Regions from separate parts of the Homo sapiens genome. Here region 2 is linked to region 1. Evidence: chromatin loops called from intact Hi-C (ENCODE). Cell type or tissue: CD4-positive, alpha-beta T cell. All regions are shown on one strand. Links, peaks and the distances in the headings refer to the core of each region. The heading gives the core; the rest is flanking DNA. Region 1 overlaps ABCG1 (ATP binding cassette subfamily G member 1). Region 2 has its middle 19 kb from the start of ABCG1.

What was found. Hi-C counts contacts between places; a loop is a spot of excess contacts. Peaks named below come from ENCODE experiments on the same cell type or tissue, not always from the same donor. Only the 100,000 strongest peaks of a DNase experiment are listed, where the experiment ranks them.
Region 2: it touches region 1 in a loop (6-fold over the local background); 12 of 110 quality-filtered maps call a loop at or near these places.

What each region holds. Positions count from the first base shown.
Region 1 is chr21:42,255,456-42,261,732 of GRCh38, reverse strand. The region is part of intron 2 of ABCG1 (ATP binding cassette subfamily G member 1); the gene reads right to left. Among named protein-coding and RNA genes, the nearest start is that of ABCG1, 39 kb to the right of the region's middle. RefSeq lists an enhancer at 125-625. In CD4-positive, alpha-beta T cell, for the core only: CTCF peaks have their summits at 2,746 and 2,953 (motif pointing right); a DNase peak (open chromatin) is centred at 2,972.
Region 2 is chr21:42,197,229-42,203,505 of GRCh38, reverse strand. It overlaps a transcript of ABCG1 not described here. Among named protein-coding and RNA genes, the nearest start is that of ABCG1, 19 kb to the left of the region's middle. In CD4-positive, alpha-beta T cell, for the core only: no CTCF peak of the experiment used is centred there; DNase peaks (open chromatin) are centred at 2,415, 3,435 and 3,915.

The sequences.
Region 1 (6,277 bases), core at 1,693-4,192:
TCCGCGGCCGAGGTTGCAGCGTGTTTCACCATCCTTGTCTTGTTCACTCACCCGCCAGCTTCCCGAGGGGGCCGGGCCAGGCAGGACATTCCTCTTCCAAGCCAGAGCGAGGCAATGCGTCTCCTCACAAGCGGGCAGTCCCCGATACACAGAGGGACTCTCGCTCGGGGTTTCAGTGGAGAGAGGGGGTGGGGAGCTGCCCAAGCTTCCCCCAGGCCCCTGTGGATTCTGTGCCCCTTCGACCAGGCCAGGGAGTCTGCGATGGAGTTTGCTATCCTGCTTGTCTGTTTTCTCAGGAGTCATCCTTTCTCATGGGAGAAGATGCCATGCAGACAGTACTGTTCCCACCGGCCGCTCCCGTCACCCCACATCCAGGAGGTCAGCTTTCCAACCGCAAACATCAAAACACTGTCACCCTGGCCTGAGCACAGCAGGGTATCTGAAATCCCCTCACAAATGCCTCCGTTTAGTAAACTTGCAGCCAGCAGGACTCCAGAGCTGCCTGGGTGGGGCGGGAGAGGGGGGGTGGTGGAGAGGGGGAAGGAGGACAAGAGCACCCGCCCCCACCTCACCGTACTAGAAGAAGAAAGAGGGTAGAAAACGGGAGAGAGGGGCCGGGTACGGTGACTCATGCCTGTAATCCCAGCACTTTGGGAGGCCGAGGCGGGTGGATCACAAGGTCAGGAGATCGAGACCATCCTGGCTAACATGGTGAAACCCTGTCTCTACTAAAAATACAAAAAATTAGCCGGGTGTGGTGGCTGGCGCCTGTAGTCCCAGCTACTCAGGAGGCTGAGGCAGGAGAATCGCTTGAACGAGGGAGGCGGAGGAGGTTGCAGTGAGCTGAGATGGTGCCACTGCACTCCAGCCTGGCAGAGCGAGACTCCGTCTCAAAAAAAAAAAGAAAATGGGAGAGAGGGAGGCACACAGCTGTGGGGCTGTGGGGAAAAGTGGGTAGCTCATGGGGGAACAGAGGTGGGGTTTGCTTTCTGGGTCCTTGTTCAGTTTCTGGGATGCCTCTATTTTCCTTCCTTCCTGCTAAGGGATATTTTCCTCTCCTTGGCTCCTTGGCAGGAGCTGCTTGGGGCTGAGTGCAAAGACTGAGAGGGGAAGTAAGAAGTCCATCCTGCTGCACTGTCACCTCTAATGCCACCAGTTGGTGTGCGTTTGGTGGAGGGGGTCACTGGGGAGTTGGGGCCCTTCCATGCGGCTCCTCTCCTCCCTAAATAACATGGTTTTAGATATTCTGGTGAGCTCTTTTGAAAATCTTTTCAACTTCAAAAGAACCCAAACAAAATCCTGCAGAGGGAACCCTGGGGAGGGAGACTCTGCCACACTCAGGCTCCCCGGCTTGTGTTTCACAGGTGATGAGCCCCTGGCAGGAGCAGCAGCGTCATGGGTCTCAGCATCTCAGGCCCCCTCGAGAGGAGCCCTGGCCCCAGCCGGGCCACCATTCGGCTCCGTGGTGGAAGCTGGGTCCTAGAAATGCTTGCCGCCCAATGCCACCTGCAGGGTTGAAGTGAGCATCTACTCTGAATGCCTTTAGGGCCACGTGACCAGCTTCACCCGAGAAGCAACACAACTCATCCTCACCTTCCTCCATGGGATCGCCAGGAAACCCCCAACCATAGGCCCTTCCTGCCCCATGAGCTGCTGACAAGACTTTGCCACTGATAGCGACCACCCCCAGGTGATGGGGCCCTCCCTGGACTTGGACTGACCACGTGCAGGATGCCGCACTGGCCTGAAGAAACCAGGAGGGAAGGGGAAGAGCAAGCCAACACCACCGTCCAACCCACAGCTGCTGAGCTTCAGGGCCGCTCAAGCCTGGGGGCCTTCTTTCTCCCGCTGTGCTCCTTTGCCATTGGCCTCTCTCTCCCCTGCTCTTTTCCTTTCTTCCATCCAAAGGGAGGAGGGAATGGGCTAATGAGAAAACACCCCACCTCTGCCTCTTCCTAAACCATGACCTGTGGCAAGTGGCAAATCTGTGAGCTGCTTTCCCTCAAGTATACTCCCATCACCGAGTAACTGTGTGGATTACATGCACGTGCGAATGCCCACTGGTTTGCAAACACGTGGCTCTAGCAACCTTGTCAGTTTTTATCAAATGAGTGACAGTTAGGAAACAAGGTAATGGCCAGCTCCGCAGAGGCAATGCCACTCGATTTGCCTCCATAGCCTGAGGGCCCACATGATGACTCCAGCCAGCCAGCCTCAGTCAATGCACCTTGAGTGGACGGTTGGATGGGGGCATGATGACAATGCTTGAGCCCTGTAGGCCAGACATCGGCACCCTTTTTCCCTGAAGAGCTGAATCACAGACATTTTCGATTTTGCAGGACACGCAGTCTGTCACAAACACTGAGCTCTCCAGTTTAGCAGAAGCTAAAGCTGCCACCTGTACATGCACGGCTGTGGCTACTGCAACAAAACTTCACTTACAAACTCAGGCAGAGCACAGATCTGGTCTCCAGGCTGTGCTTTGCTGACTCTGCTCCAGAACTTTGGAGCTGAGCCCAGCACCAGCGACATCTGGGAACGCAATGTCGTCTCTCTCACACCAAGACATGTCTCCCAGGCAGGGGCCTTTGCAAGGTGGAAGAAAATCCAGCTAAGGCTGGGGATGCACCCTGTGTTCTTGGGGGAAAACAGGGTATGAGAACAGGACAACTGAGGCAGGTCTGAGAGAAAGGCAAGCTTGGATCACCACCAGGAACAAGGGAAAGCACTGGCTATGCCCTCAAGGAGCTCCGAATCCTACGGTTCTCCAGAATTCTGGAGTGAACGACTCAAACTCCCCTCACATGAGAAGGTTGATTTGTCAGCTGATAAAGAAAGTTCTGGAGCAGCTCCCTCCTGGGTGCTTCTAGACAGCCACTGTGCCCTCCTAATTAGGGAACAAAGCTGCTGCTGGGGGCACCACTCAGAGCTGCAGCTTTCAGAGCCACCTGCAGGGGGCAGCCCTCATCCCGAGTCTTACAGCAGCTGCCAGCAGGCGCCCTACTCCCCTGAGAGGCAGAGGAAGGCTGACCTCGGCTGTTCTCTAGTAGAATGCTCTAGAGGAGGATTAATGGAGGGATGGATGGAGGGATGGATGGAGAGGCTGATAGAGTGGATGGAGATATGGGTGTTTCCAAAATTCAACCGGATACACAGGGAACATGTTCAAGGCAACCCCCAGTTGCAAATCCCAGAGTGAGTTTCAGGAGTGCAGCACTGGGGACTCAGGGTGTGGTGAACTCTGGATGGAGAGAGGGATGCATTGAGGGATGGAGGAAGGGATGGAGGAAGATATGGAGGGAGGGATGGGGGGGATATGGAAGGTGGGATGGAGGGAAGGATGGAGGGAGAGATGGAAAGAGGGATGGAGGGAGGAATAGAGGGAGGGATGGAGGAGGGATAGAGGAAGACATGAAGGGAGGGATGGAGAGAGAAATAGATGGAGAGATAAAGGGAGGGATGGGTGGAGGGAAGAATTAATGGAGGAACAGATGGAGGGATGGTTGGAGAGGCTTATGGAGTGGGTGGGGAAATGGGAGGAAGGATGGATGGAGTAAATGAAGGGATGAGTGGAGGGATGAGTGGAGGGGAGGATTAATGGAGGGATGGATGGAGAGGCTGATGGAGTGGATGGGGAAAAGTGTGGAAGGATGGATGGAGTGGATGAAGAGGTGAGTTGAGGGATGAGTGGAGGGATGGATGGAGAGGCTGATGGAGTGGATGGGGAAATGGGAGGAAGGATGGATGGAGTAAATGAAGGGATGAGTGGAGGGATGGATGGAGAGGCTGATGGAGTGGATGGGAAAATGGGAGGAAGGATGGATGGAGTAAATGAAGGGATGAGTGGAGGGATGAATGGAGGGGAGGATTAATGGAGTGATGGATGGAGGGAAGGATCTTCATGAAGCCTCAGTCTGTTCCTGAAGAACGCCTTTTCTAGCATGGGCCTCGCGGTGCAGGGAGACCTCTTGGGACTGTGTATGCAGTTCAGTGGCCAGTGTAAGCACATATGCAAGTATGACATTCTTCTTTGCCACACATTTCAACACATTCTGATTTCTGGAATATTTCATCCACTGTGGAAGGCAGTAAGCATTGTTGGAATGTGGCCAAAGTGAGGAGGCTGGCTGGAGTCTGGAGCTCTCAGTACGGTCCTTCCCCAGGGTCACCGCCACGCCCTACACAGCTGTCTCAGCAACATGCTTTAGGACAAGAACGCTTCAGGTGGAAGGGGGATGGCCCCCAGCACGTCCACTCCCACTGCCAAATGAGCTCCAAGTACGTCCTGCTAACACTGTTTGTAGTCACCAGTCCTGTATCTGTATGATAGCACCGGGCAATGGAAGAATAACTCAGGCCAGATGCTGCAGAGGCTGCGGGTGCCATGGATATTCTACATAGACTCCAGCCCAGCTGGGTTCCCAAAAAGCTGCCTGCAAATTGATTGACTGGAATCTCCTGGGGAGTTTGAGAAACGCTTCTGAAGGAATTGGCCTGGGGCATGACCCAGGAGATTCCAGTGGGCCCTGAAATTTCCAAATCGGCTCTAGATTCGGCCTCTAATTAGCCGTGTGACCTTGGGCAAGTTCCTTGAGTTTTTAAAATTTGTTTTCTTCATCTGGTAATGGGCATGAAATGAGTACTTAACCTTAAGGGTGTCTGTGAAGACCAAACAAGAGAATGTGTTCGAAATGCCTCACATTGAGCCCGGCATATAGAAAATGGTTAATAAACACTGGCTGCTGCTGGAGTTGCAATTACAGACAAAACATCACAACAAAATGCATGCTGGAAAGTGCAAGCAATGTGAGAAGGACGGCAAGAGGGGTCTCTCTTCATTTCCGGGAGTGACAGCTGCGCTGACATAGCCACGTGAATTAAGAATCCTGACTGGGTCCTGGAGCCTGGGGAGGGCATGAGCTCCCACCAAGGAGAGTGGACCTAAGGCTTCACATTGCAGACCCAGTTCCTTAAGCTCGTGATCATTTCTGAAGAGCCAGAGCCTATTCCTGCAATGCTCCCAGATCCCTCTGAATGCAGAGAAGCCATCAGTCTCTGGGAGGAGCAGAAAGGGCTGCCTGGTGGGAACCCTGTCCCCAGCACTCTGAGAGCTGACCTGTGCCTGTAAAAACTGTGAGAACTGCTTTCTCTTCATGGGTCAGTGTCCCAGAGAATGCAGATGGGATATTTGTTGTGACATTATTTCTCATCACCCAGGCACGCAGGTGACCTGGAGCCACAGCCATCTGTAGCCAGTACACCCAGCCAGGGTGTGGATACTCTGCGGCCTCTGGATACTCTGACAGGAAGGTGTGAGTAGGGACCAGACACCACAGTCTGGCCAAGAGAATGGCGGTACAGACAGACCAACCTCTCCTGACCATGTCCCGGAGCCCCAGCAGAGAGGGCCCACCCTCTGTAGACTCCGGGCAAAAGTTGGAAGACCACCTCCTGGCGGGAGGGCAGGCAGGTAAGTGTTCTGTCTGTTGCACTGCTAGCATCTTTCTTGTATGGGAAACCACTTATGAGGTTTAATCTGCCTAAATGATCGCAGCAGCCCTAAAAGGGAGGTATATCACGCCCAGGTTTCACAAGACAGGGAGAGGCTTGGGAAGGTCACGGGCCTCACCCAGAGACCCTTGGAAAGAAAGGGTGCACACCTGGATCCAAGTCAAGGCACCTGACTCCCAGTGGCTCCCCCTAATGGCTGCTACTGCTCTAGGGGCTCCCTGGCTCCAGCTGGTTCACTCTGGGGGACACAAAGAGATGTCCTAGAAAACAAAGTGGACATTTGTCCAATAACAAAAGTTCCCAAAGACTACACTATCAACCATAGCCCCATTCTCTGCAGAACTCACCAGTTAAGAAGGAGAAGGCTCAGGGTGCTGTTCCCCAGGAGCCCGAGAGGCCACGGCAGGAGAACTGGAGAGATTTTCATTGAAAGTCGGGCCACATCCCCTCTAAACAGGTGAGGGGCTTGAGCATGGATTAAAGGGAAAGTCAACACAAACAAAACCAGGAGAAACAATGAGTTTGGGCTCTGAGAGCTGCTCTGTGATTTCTGTGAAAACATCCCAGCCCTAAGTGGGGAAGAGAAGAGCTCACAGCTGAAATTCTAACTGGCGTTTCAGCCTCCTCGTGCGCTCCTTCTGCCTATTACAACTGAAGGGGCCCTCAGTGAGTGCGTCTGCCCTGTACACACAGTGTGCACACACAGGCCATGATACACACCCATGCCATGCACACACCATGTGCACACAGGCACACGCGCATGCAC
Region 2 (6,277 bases), core at 1,455-3,954, 58 kb after region 1:
ATTTGGGTATCCACGGGCAGAAAAAAAGAAACTGGACTTAAATTTTCTTATATAAAAGTTAACTCAAAATGCATCATAGATGTGAAATAACCTTTCAGGGAAAAAATATTAGGAGGAAATCTTTAGGATACGGAGCCAAAGAGTTCCAAAAGCATGACCCATAAAATGAAAAATTGATAAACGGGACTACATCAAAATGAAAAATGTTGACTCTGAGAAAGACCCTGTTAAGAAGACGAAAAGTGTTAATAACAGACCAGGAGAAAATATCTGCAAATCTCATCTCCAACAAAGGATTAGGATTCATAATGCCTGAAGAACTTTCAAAATTCTCCAATGTTCTACATCTATGATGCATTTTGAGTTAACTTTTGTATAAGAAAATTTAAGTCCAGGTTCTTCTTTTTTTCTGCCCGTGGATACCCAAATGCATCAGCAGCGCTTGCTGGAAAAGCTGTCCTTCCTGCACTGATTTGCTTTGTATCTTTGAGTGGGTGTGATTCTGGGTTTTCTATTCTGTTCCATTGGTCTTTGTGTCTGTCCTTTTGCCAATAGCAAACAGTCTACACCAAGAGATAGCTGTGACTGTTGAAGTCTGGGCATTGTGGCTCACACCTGTAATCCCAGCACTTTGGGAGGCTGAGGCCAGAGGATCGCTTGAGCCCAGGAGTTCAAGACCAGCCTGAGCAACAGGGTGCGACCTCATCTCTATAAAAAATTTTAAAAATTAGCCAGGCGTGGTGGTGGGCACCTGTAGTCTCAACGACTCAGGTGGCTGAGGTGGGAGGATCGCTTGAGCCTGGGAGGCAGAGGTTGCAGTGAGCTGTGATCGCGCCCCTGTACTTCAGCCTGGGTGACAGAGCGAGACCTTGTCTCAAACGAAAAAAAAAAAGGGAGAGAGACTGTTGTGACTGTTGAGTAAGATTAAGATGGGGGTGACTAAGTTGCCTGGGAGCTGCCGAGAGAGGGATGGGGGGAGGGAGGCGTGCATTCAACAGCGTTGCACCCTGAGATCACACCCCTCCTCTAACCTGCCGGCCCCCGGTTTTCACTGCTCATCTCTCCCCAGATGGCTTTACTCCTCCATGCTTCCTGTGCTGAATTGTTGTGTAGAAAGTTCTGCAAGGAAAAGTGGGTGGATACATGCACAAAGGCACTCCCACCAGCCTGAGATCTTCAACCCTAGGTTTGTAATATTTCAATATTCAGGTTTTCACTAACATGAAACCCATCTGAATTTACATATTTATTGTCAACTTCCCTCACAAGTCTCTGGGAACAGCCTGGTGAGGGGAGTCAGAGGGGTCTGGAGTGGAACCCTGGCCTCCATACTCAATAGCAGACCAACCGGAACAAAACCTGTACCCAGGCATGGTCCAGGGGTGGGGATCCATCCGTGGGTAAACGCTGCTGCTGCATGGAGATGACATTGCAGAGGGCAGGGACAGGCACCTGCACACTCAGCAGGACACTGCGCCCTGCATGGACCAGGAGAACCACAGCATTAGGGTAAGGTGGTTTGGGGGACAAGGGCAGAGTTCAAGTCCCCAGGGTGGGGCACCTGGAGGGATGACCCTGAAGGGCAGAAGTGCTGAAGGTTGGAGACACAGGTCCCCAGTTTGCCTCGGGCTGGCCCCTCACCAAACTACACCGCAGGAGCTCCCACAGCCCACACCAAGAATCATCTCTAGACTACATCAGGCCCACGGAACGAGTTGAAACAAGCCCAGTCTGGATCTGAGCTTTAGCTTCCAAATCCTTCCCTGTCTCTTCTGACCACACCTGAGGGCAGGGCTTTCTCTGTTTTGTCCACCCCTGCGTTCCCAGCATCAAGAACAGCTCCTGGCACAGAGTCGGTGATCCCTGATGTCTGCTGAGCACGGGGCTGAATCTTAGGTCTCAGGAAGCGAAGTTCAGGTTGGTGTAGCGCTGTGGTGGAGTGGAAGAAGGTCGACAGAATGAAGCTCACTCAGATTAACTCAGGGTAGCTCACCCTGTCATGTAAGACAAGTCCCCAACCCCTGGGCTGCAGACCAGTCCGTGGCCCGTTAGGAATGGGGCCACACAGCAGGAGGTGAGCGGCAAGCGAGGGAGCTTTATGGCTTGAGCTCTCCCTCCTGTCAGATCAGTGGCGGCATTAGACTCTCATAGGAGTGAAAACCCTATTGTGAGCTGAGCACTCAAGGGATCTAGGTTGCACGCTTCTAATGAGAATCTAAATCTAACTAATGCCTGATGATCTAAGGTGGAGCTGAGGTGCTGGTGCTCGTGCTGGGGAGTGGCTGCAAATACAGATTAACATTGGCAGAGAGGTTTGACTGCACAGAGACCATAATAAATCAACTGCTTGCAGACACGTATCAAAACCCTATCAGTGAGTGGCAAGTGACAGTTAAGCTACATCTGGTGGCAGGCTTTATAGTGGCAAGTGAGGTGAAAAAAAAAAGCACAATATGCTGGGCTTAACACCTAGGTGGTTGGTTGATAGGTGCAGCAAACCACCATGGCACACGTTTACCTATGTAACAAACCTGCACATCCTGCACATGTACCTCGGGACGTAAGAAAAATGAAAAACAATAAAATAAGAATAAAACAAAATACAAAAAACACAGTAGGCCAGGCGTGGTGGTTCATGCCTGTAATCCTAGCACTTTGGGAGGTCGAGGCAGGTGGATCACTTGAAGTCAGGAGTTCGAGACCAGCCTGGCCAACATGGTGAAGCCCCATCTCTACTAAAAATACAAAAGATAGCTGGGCGTCATGGTGCATGCCTGTTGTCCCAGCTACTCAGGAGGCTGAGGCAGGAGAATCACTTGAACCCAGGAAGCAGAGGGTGCAGTGAGCCGAGATCATGCCACTGCACTCCAGTGCAACAGAGGGAGACTCCGTCTAAAAAAAAAAAAAAAGTGCAACATAAAAGTATTGCATTTGAATCATCCCGAAAGCATCCCTCCACCCCACCCCCAAACCATGGAAAAATTGTCTTCTGTGAAACCAGTCCTTGGTGCCAAAAAGTTTGGGGACCCCTGATATATGAAGACTGCACGTAAAAAGGTTGCAAATCAAAGCCCCACACTTCCAGGAAGACTGTATTCATGCCCAACACTTGATCAGAATTCTTCTTCACAGGCTGAGAGGGGGAGGCTGGGAAGCCATGGGATGTACCCAAAGGCTTCTCTGGAGGGATCTAGAAACCCGTTGGGACCCTGCAGAGGAGTAGGCAATCCAAGCCACCAAGCCGGCCTCACCCCCATGGCCCGGCTGGCCGCACATGCTCACCAGGGGCCATGGGCAGCCCTGCCACAGGCCCACCTGAACTTGTGACTCCCCTGCACACACCATCACAGAAACCGAGTGCAGGATCCTCACACCGGACCCCAAGTCCTCAGGGTCCCCCTTTCTCTCCCTCATGTCGTGGGCTCTGACTCATTCTCACTGCATCTCCCAAATCCAGGCAGCTCACCAATATTTGGTGTCTGACTGGTATAGGTCACAGATACTTTACATCACAGTTTAAGTCACAAATGATTGCTGCCTGAACTAGGAGATGTGGCTTACATTTTTCTTAATCTACATCTAGTTAATTACACTTATTCCATACATTTATATTTAAAGATATTTTCTTACTAGAAAGCATTTTGTCAGTGACTTACCCACAAACATAGGTAGTCCAGCTGCTGCCCTCTGAAGTGACATATATTTATTTTGCAATTAATAAAGGGAAGAAGAAACTCCCTTAAGTGGGACAAAATTTCAGTTTTCACCACTGCAGGCATGTAAAGCCCCCCAAACTACAAATGATGATTCAGTGTCTGTGTAATGCTACAGGGAGGATTGTTTTAAAATCAGCATGATGCAATTCCATGTGTAATAATATTGCCTAATGTAATTGTTACTGCAGAAAACAGGAAGTGAGCAGGGTTACTAAAGGGCAGTTCTGTTCCCTCACAAGTCACTGGGCGTAAAGCAGCACCTAGTACCTGTCCACAGAAGGACCCAAGTAGGAAAATCTACCCATCTCTCACTTTTGGTCAGATTATAAGTTGTACATTCGTGAACATAGTGGAATTTATTTTTTATAACACACATTGAAAACAATTACGGCAAAAACTGAAATTCCTCCAGGTCTACAGTGTAATAGTTTTAGGTAAATCAAATTTTCGTCTAGATTAACTTTAATGACATCATATCACAATACCTCTAGCCAATGATTATTGCAGCAAAGTGGGGGAAAGTGAGCTGGTGAAGCCTCTGAGATCTCAGCCCTGGAAGGGAGCTTAGCAGAAACCTGGTAACAAGGACGAATGGAATGAAGGCTGTATTAGGTGCTCTGTGCTGAGAAGTCTATCCATTAACTCACTTAATCCCCATCACAGCTCCATGAGCCAGACACTGTTATTATTCACAGTGGGGAAGTAAGGCACAGATTATTTTACTTGCTCAAGGTCACAGCAAGAAAGTACCCAATTCCAGAGTCAAAACAGGTGGGTGTGGCTCCAGAAGCTGCCCTTTTTTTCCTTCCTGTAAGGACTGCTTTTTAAGTAAAGTGCACAAATCTTTCTGTAAAGTCTGATGAATATTACATGTCTATGCACCTGTACATTCACCATCCAGATCCTGATATAGACCATTTGCATTGTGTAAAAATGTTCCTCTTCCATTTCCTAACCAATTACTGTCTCTACAGGTAAACATTATTCTGGCTTCAATTACCATAGATTAGCTTTGTTTATTCTTGATCTTTATATAATTGGAATACAGTATTACTACTTTGTGTCTGGCTTCTTTCATTCATATGTTTTTGTGATTCATGCACGTTAGTGCTTGAGTCCATAGTTTACTCTTTTATGTGAGAGAGTATCTTTTCATTCTCCTATTGGTGGACATTTGGGTTGTTCTCAGTTTGGGGCTATTATAAATAAAGTTGCCACTAGCATTCTTGTATCTGTCTCTTGGTGGATACAAACATTCATTTTTGTTGAGTGAAATCTACCAGAGAAATTGCCAGGTTATGGGACAAGAATGTGCTTAATGCTAGTGGATGCTATCAACCAGTTTTCCAAATTTTTACCGACTTATACTCTTGCCTGCAATGTGAGAGTTCCAGTGGCTCCACGTGCTTGCCCTCACTTTGCACTGTCAGTTTCTGTAAAATGTAGCCACTCTGATTGGAATGTGATGATCATATCATCAAGGCTTTAATTTGCTGTTCTGTACTGATTAATGATGTGCCACTTCATTTTTTTTAAGTTGTATTGTTTTGATTTTAGTATTGGTTTGTAGAATTGCTTAATATTTCTAAATAGGTGCCCTCTGTCACATAGATGGATTTTGAATATGTTTTCTCAGTCTGTAGTTTGCCATTTAGGTTTTGTTTTGCTTTTTGTTTTTGTTTTTTTGATACGGAGTCTCACTCCGTCACCCAGGCTGGAGTGCAGTGGCATGATCTCAGCTCACTGCAACCTCTGCCTCCCAGGTTCAAGCAATTCTACTGCCTCAGCCTCCCAAGTAGCTGGAATTACAGGTGCCCTCCACCATGCCCAGCTAATTTTTGTATTTTTAGTAGAGATGGGGTTTTGCCATATTGGCCAGGCTGGTCTTGAACTCCTGACCTCAGGTGATCCACCTGCCTCGGCCTGCCAAAGTGTTGGGATTATAGGCGTGAGCCCCTGCGCCCGGCTGACCATTTAATTTTGTAATGATGTCAGTTTTCGTCTTTGTTTTTTGATGACAGAAGTTCTTAGTTTTAATGAAATCTAATCACTTTTATAGTTAGTATGTGTGTGTTTTCTTTAAGAAATCTCTGAAGAAATGAAGAATATGAAAATACATTTATTTGCTTTCTTCTAGAAGCAGCACTGTTTTCATTTTCAGATTTAAGTTTATGATGCATCTTGAATTAATTTCTATGTAGGCTGAAAGGTGCATTTTTTCCAAATGCTTTCTTAGTGTCTCCAGCACTAGGGATTGAAAACGCCCTCCTGTCTTCATTGCACTGGCTCTTTGATGTAACCAATGGCCGTATATGGGAGGAAGGTAAATCTCTGAACCATCTGTTCTTCTCCACTGCTCTGTTTATCTGTACTTGTACCAACACCACGCCATCTTAATTACGGTAGTTTTTAACTAAGTTTTGAAATATGATAGTGTAAGTTCTCCAATTTTCTTCAAGGTTGTGTTGGCTGTTCTGGATGTTATTTCTGTATAAATTTTAGAATCACCTTGTCAATTGTCTTCAAAAAAGGGAGCAGGAGAGAAAGAAGAAAACAAGCAT